2 separate regions of the Homo sapiens genome follow, and region 2 is linked to region 1. The links are chromatin contacts, found by Hi-C or POLR2A ChIA-PET in ENCODE. All regions are on one chromosome and are shown on one strand. Each heading gives the region's core, a stretch centred on a gene start or an enhancer-like site at or near the end of the contact. The rest is flanking DNA. Distances are from core to core; before and after follow the strand shown. Region 1 holds the start of AK3 (adenylate kinase 3). Region 2 holds the start of LINC02851 (long intergenic non-protein coding RNA 2851).

The links. A loop is a pair of places that touch in the nucleus more often than their neighbours do. ChIA-PET counts read pairs that join two places held with the same protein, here RNA polymerase II (POLR2A). Pooled maps may share reads with other maps.
Region 2: a pooled map shows a loop between it and region 1 (4-fold over the local background). The contact joins the promoter of LINC02851 here to the promoter of AK3 in region 1. A Hi-C loop is called at or near these places in 6 of 50 pooled maps. POLR2A ChIA-PET finds 5 or more read pairs at or near these places in 2 of 52 experiments (activated CD4-positive, alpha-beta T cell and naive thymus-derived CD8-positive, alpha-beta T cell).

Annotation. Positions count from the first base shown.
Region 1 is chr9:4,739,952-4,742,451 of GRCh38, reverse strand. AK3 (adenylate kinase 3) reads left to right here and starts at 1,250. Exons shown (of 5, transcript NM_016282.4): 1 at 1,250-1,515. The coding sequence starts at 1,365. RefSeq lists silencers at 861-1,350, 1,581-1,720.
Region 2 is chr9:6,701,804-6,705,693 of GRCh38, reverse strand. It overlaps LINC02851 (long intergenic non-protein coding RNA 2851), which reads right to left and starts at 1,387. Exons shown (of 3, transcript NR_184134.1): 1 at 1,351-1,387; 2 at 1,041-1,241. RefSeq lists enhancers at 1,106-1,235, 1,286-1,375.

The DNA.
Region 1 (2,500 bases), core at 1-2,500:
ATCAGTTCTGGACCTCTGAGGAGAATGGTAACTGTGTTTTATTTTCAGAGAGCCTTCTTTCTGCCTTAGCATAGTGTCCGGGACAAAGCAATGATGATAAATGGACAACCATTATTGAACATTGACCCCGTAGCTGGCATTGCACTAAGTACTACATTATTTTAACTCCTCCATTCTACTCCTCTATGCCCATTTTACAGGCAAAATGATACTCACTCGAACGTTTTTGTCCTCTGTTTCCATTCTTGAAACATGCCAAACCTCCAGTTTTAGGGCCTTTTCCTAAAACTGGACATAGGAAGGGCCCATGTCTCTCTCTTCCATATTCTAATTAAGCACTCAGCACACATGCCATCTCTTCAAAGCTTTTCCGACCGCCTATCTACAACAGCCTGCCTCCACAGTTTCACACACTCTTTTACGTTATTTATAAAAGAGTCTCACTCAATGGAAGCTGGATTTCCTCTCCTGTAAAATGAGGTAGGCCCTCTCGGCTCAAGGTCACTCCCTGTGATTCTACACAGAGAGGGAGTGGGAAGAGAGGGCGCTCGGCAGCAGAGGAGGAGGAGGAAGGAGGGAAGGGCGAAGGCGGGAGTGGGTGCAGAAGCGGGGGGTCTGGCGGTCCAGGGGGGTAGAAGGGAGGGGCGGATTCGAGTGGGCGCCAGGTGGAGGTGGGGCCAGGGTTGTCAAGGGAGCACGAAAGGGGTCGCGGTGTGTCCGGCAAGGACTGGGTAGGGCAGCGCCTGCTATGGACTAGGGGCGAGGGCTACGAAAGGGTTGTTGGAGGGGTGGATGCGGGTGGATCCCGAAACCAAGCGGCTCCGAGGGGCGACTAGAGGTGGGGAGGGGGCGCGCAGGAGTTGCCAAGGTCGGACAGAGGGGAGCGCGGTCTATCCGGCTGGGAATGGGCCGGACAGGGCGCGGGGTTCCGGGGTCGCGGAGAGGCGCGGAGGTAGATCTGAGCCGAGTGGAGGGCGCGTGGGGGTGGGTGCAGAGGGGCGCCGAAGGGATCCGGGCCCAGCGGCCGGTGGAGAGGGGCCGCGGAGAGGCGCAGGTGGGAGCTGGGCGGCCGAGCGAGCGCAGAGGGGGCGCGGCTTGCGCGGCTTGCGCGGCTGGGCGGGAACAGGCGCTCGGTCGGGGGCGGGGGGTGCGCCGGGGTAGCCGAGAGGCGGACGCAACAGCGGGGTCCCGCGCTGTCTGGGCGGCCCCAGGGGCTGTCGGCTCACTTCCGGGAACGCCGGGGAACCGCAGTAGCCGCCTGCTAGTGGCGCTGCTAGCCGGCCGGCGCAGGCTGCCGAGCGGGTGAGCGCGCAGGCCAGGCCAAAGCCCTGGTACCCGCGCGGTGCGGGCCTCAGTCTGCGGCCATGGGGGCGTCCGCGCGGCTGCTGCGAGCGGTGATCATGGGGGCCCCGGGCTCGGGCAAGGGCACCGTGTCGTCGCGCATCACTACACACTTCGAGCTGAAGCACCTCTCCAGCGGGGACCTGCTCCGGGACAACATGCTGCGGGGCACAGGTGGGAGCTCTGGGCCCAGGGCCGGCCGTGCGCTGTCACCCGGGTCGGACTTCGCGGGCGAGGGGCCGAAGCTGGGCACGCGGGTCCCTGGCTGCGGGCGCGGCATTTCCCTCCCGCCGCCCGGGACAGAGACCTCGGGCTGCTGAGCGACTGCGCCCCAAAACCTCCGGCCTCCGTGGGCCGCTTCGGGCGGGTTATGGGGTGGCGGTGGGGGAAGGGACTGGAAAGTTAGGTCGAGCTCGAAGTTCAGAGATGAAAGGAAACCACCGGGCTTTGTTTCAGAGGCCCAAGTCCTCCCAGTGGCAGCCACTCTTGGGGGTCCATCGAGCTGAGCCGCAGCTTGTTCAACGTGCTGGTGCCTTTGGAAGACTGTCATTAGCCCTGCTAGAGTCTGCTCGTTCTGTTTTGTTTTCTTTGTTTCTTTCTTTTCTCTTTCTTTTTTGGTGTGGTTAAGCTCTATGAGATCTTGTAGTTCTGACCTTTCCCCCATATTCCCAAGGCCAAGTATTATTTACCCTTGTTGCAGTCATAAAATTATCTCATTTTGATATCCTTAGATTTCGTAGACACGAAGGCTATTCTTGTGCATGGTTCTATAAAATATTTTGTTTCTCATGCCAAATAAATTCTTACAGCTCGGCACGAAAGGCAGTTAACAATCTACACTATACAATGGGTGAATTTGTGGTATGTAAATTCTCTCTTAAGAGGGTTGTTTTTGAAAAGCCAATCGCAGGAGTTTTTTTCTCAAAAAATGTTGACCTTACTTTTCAAAATAGAACCCGTTTTGAAACTCATTTTGAAACCCATTTACATAGAAATAATGCTTCCACAAGGCCTTTTTCTTTTGTTTTCCTTCTTTTTTTTTTTTTTTTTGTAAGGATAGCAAACAGGATAGACGTGCATAGCATAAAAAACAACGCCCTCTTTCGTTCCCTACCTCAGTCCCATTCTTCGGAGGGGAACAGAGTTTTCCTTCTAGAAA
Region 2 (3,890 bases), core at 138-2,637, 2.0 Mb before region 1:
CAGCTCACTCCAACCTCCATCTCCTGGGTTCAAGCGATTCTCCTGCCTCAGCCACTCAGGTAGCTGGGATTACAGGCGTGCACCACCACACACGGCTAATTTTTATATTTTTAGTAGAGATGGGGTTTCATCATGTTGGCCAGACTAGTCTCGAACTCCTGACCTCAAGCAATCTGCCTCCCTCGGCCTCCCAAAGGGCTGGGATTACAGGTGTGAGCCACCGCGCTGGCCTGTACCTAGTTTTGAATCATGCGTTTCTACAAAGCAGCCTGAGGAAAGCATGCCAAACAAACCTCCACCCTGAAAAGGAGAAGATGGCCCTAGGATGGGTTAATAATCAAGGGCCATGAGGAAAGGATAACCTAAGGTGGAGTCCTAAAGGCCTAAAAAGGTGGGATCAGTTTAATGTATACAGTCTTTTTTTTTTTTTTTTTTTTTTGAGACAGAGTCTGGCCATCACCTAGGCTGGAGTGCAGTGGCTCGATCTCGGCTCATTGCAACCTCCGCTTCCCAGGTTCAAGCGATTCTCATGCCTCAGCCTCTTGAGTAGCTAGGACTACAGGCGCCCGCCACCACGCCCGGCTAATTTTTATATGTATTTTTAGTAGGGACGGAGTTTCACCATGTTAGCCAGGCTGGTCTTGAACTCCTGACATAGTGATCCGCCCACCTTGGCCTCCCAACGTGCTGGGATTACAGGCGTGAGCCACTGCGCCCGGCGGATGATCCATTTTTACAGATGGGAGGCATGTACTATCTTAAGCGTGAGAGACAGGCTACTAGAAAGGCCAAGACCATGGATTTCAACAAGTGGGGAAAAGTCCCAAAGGCGCAGATGGTTATAAAGGCCCTCCTGGGATAAGATACTTTGGCTGTAGACGCTGTAGAAAGTACTGGCCCCAGGAAGGAAAAATGGAAAAGCTGGCTGCAGGGTCTGGGGATATCCTAAGAGAACTTTCTGCGGCTGTAGGCTTTGGGAAAAGGGCCCTGAGGGCTGAGGGACAGGGCTGGGTCTGTCATCTAGTGACATCCGCACCCACCGAAGCTCCGCTGGGCTGCACCGCCAACTCTGGTCCTCTAGAGAGCTGCGAGGATGGGGATCAAACACTCAGTGGGGCCGGGCAGGCTGTCTGTGTCCGCAGCCCGCTCAACACGACGCCGGCATATCGCAGCGAACAGGAGAGGAGACGTCGCAGTCCCAGTAGTCTGTCTCCGCGTTTCTTGGCTGCCTGGTCCCGGCCCTGGTGCAGGGGGAAGACGATTACTTGGGATCTTGGGTCGGGACTCGGAGGGGCAAGGTAGAAAGGCAAAGGGGGCCGGTACTAACGGTGCGATTTGAGACTGTTCTACCTGAGTGACAGCGGACGCTCGCGCACGCGCGGAAAGACTTGGATGCCGCCCTCCCTGCGGCGCCCGAGGACCTCACGTGACCCCGAGGTCCTCACGTGACCCCCCACCAGCCAGCGAAGCGGGGTGGTCAGCGCCTCCGCAACGCATGTGGGTCAGCTGGCTGACGGGACCAGGATCTTCCCGGCGGCTCAGTGCAGTCGCTGAGCTAACGCCACAGTCTGGAAGTTGCCTGTTTCGTCAGAGCTGGGGAGATACTTGGGCAGGAAAGAGGAACTGAGGCCCAAGCGGCCGCGGGACTCCTTTAGGGCGGGACCTGCTGGTGTCCACCCGCCCCACTTAGTAATAGGTTTCCACGCCGGCCTGGGACCTTCTGGAGCGGTGACCTCAGAGGCGCGGCCATGGAGGTACCAGTGCAGGTGTCACCAGCCTCTGGGCGGTCCCTAAGGATTTTTTTTTTTTTTTGAGATGGAGTTTCGCTCTGTCGCCCAGGCTGGAGTGCAGTGGCGCGATCTCGTCTCACTGCAACACCCTCCTCCTGGGTTCAAGCGATGCTCCTACCCCAGCCTCCCGAGTAGCTGGGACCACACGAGCGCGCCACCACGCCCGACCAATTCAAGGGGAGCACTTCAACAATGACCATGTTGTAAGCTTCCGGGAGCGCAGATTCCGTGTGTTGGCGGCACCGGTGTGGAGTGTGTTCTACTCCCGCAGGTGTGAGCCTTCAGATGGGGAACGTGCGCTGGAAATTTCTGAGGAATGCTTGAACCAGGCCGGCTTTGGGCTGAAATTGAAAAAATTAGAAGTGCAGGTGTATCCTGGTTCTTTTCAGTGTATCGAAGTCGGGCTGTTGCAACCTTCGTTTTTGCACTTTAACGTTAGCTCTTCAGGGTATTAAATTTAGGGCTTTTGTGCTGTCAGAGGCAGATGGCCAAACGTACCGAACATTCTGCAAAGGTGAAATGAATTTTCTTAACTGCCCTGAAGTGTCTCAACTGCCAGGCCCTTGCGGGCCTTTGTTCCGTAACGTTCTCAGCTAAGAAAGATTACACGATCAATGGATTTGGGCAGGGTAATTGCTAAGTTTCTTCTTTCAAGTTATACTTTGATGTAAAGACTCCATTTCAATGCTACAAAACTCTTAATTTCAGCTTATTTGAAACATTCTACGAGCTCTACTCCCAGATGTTTTCTTGGTTTTGAGGGACACAGTGAGGATGAAGGGAACATGATATTCATGGTGGTAAAGGCAAAAATGTTGTTTACTCCACACACAAGACGAATTTTCCCTATACTAGAAGACAATTGAGTATTTTCCTAATAAGGTGTACAATATCGAGCTTCCAAGTCTACTTAGGAGACAAGGTGATGAGAGATTATGATAAGAGCAACAAGTCATAAACATAATGGTGACTGAATTATCTATAATCACCAAAGACTCAATGACTCATATCCCATGCTATCTCAAAGACATTTCACCCAGTTTTTCCCTCCATTGGTTCAAAATAAGATCACTGTCTTCTCCCTGACATGCTTTTTTTTTTTTTTTTTTTTTTTTTTTTTTGAGACTGTCGCTCTGTCGCCCAGGCTGGAGTGCAGTGGCTGCAAGCTCCACCGCTCCACCTCCCGGGTTCACGCCATTCTCCTGCCTCAGCCTCCCGAGTAGCTGGGACTACAGGCGCCCACCACTACGCCTGGCTAATTTTTTTGTATTTTTAGTAGAGACGGGGTTTCACCGTGTTAGCCAGGATGGTCTTGATCTCCTGACCTCGTGATCTGCCCACCTCGGCCTCCCAAAGTACTGGGATTACAGGCGTGAGCCACCGGGCCTGGCCTTTTTTCTTTTTTTTAAATTTAGATGGGGTCTCACTCTGTTACCCAGGCTGGAGTGCAGTGACCTGATCTTGGCTCACTGCAGCCTCCACCTCTCACCTCACCCTCCTGAGTAGATGGGACTACAGGCACAGGCCATCACGCCTTGGTATAGCATGATTTTTAAATTTGACTTCTAGGACACCCATTTTCTTGGTTTTCCCCTACTTCTGTTTCTGCTCCTGATTCTCAGTGGTTTTTGCTAATTCTCTCTTCTCACCACCTTTTAATTTGGAGTGTCCCCAAGTGTAATTCATGGTCCTCTTCTGTATCTAACCCTCACTTTCTTGGTGATCTTACCATGTCTCATGGGTTTAAATTTTATCTGCCATTCATCTCTGGTTATACATTTCTCAAATGCCATACTTTTACATCCAACTGCCCTCTTTTTTTTCTTTTCTTTTCTTTTTTTTTTTTTGAGACGGAGTCTCGCTCTGTCGCCCAGGCTGGAGTGCAGTGGCATGATCTCGGCTCACTGCAACCTCCACGTCCTGGGTTCATGCCATTCTCCTGCCTCAGCCTCCTGAGTTGCTGGGACTACAGGCACCTGCCACCATGCCTGGCTAATTTTTTGTATTTTTAGTAGAGACGGGGTTTCACCGTGTTAGCCAGGATGGTCTCGATCTCCTGACCTCGTGATCCGCCCGCCTCGGCCTCCCAAAGTGCTGGGA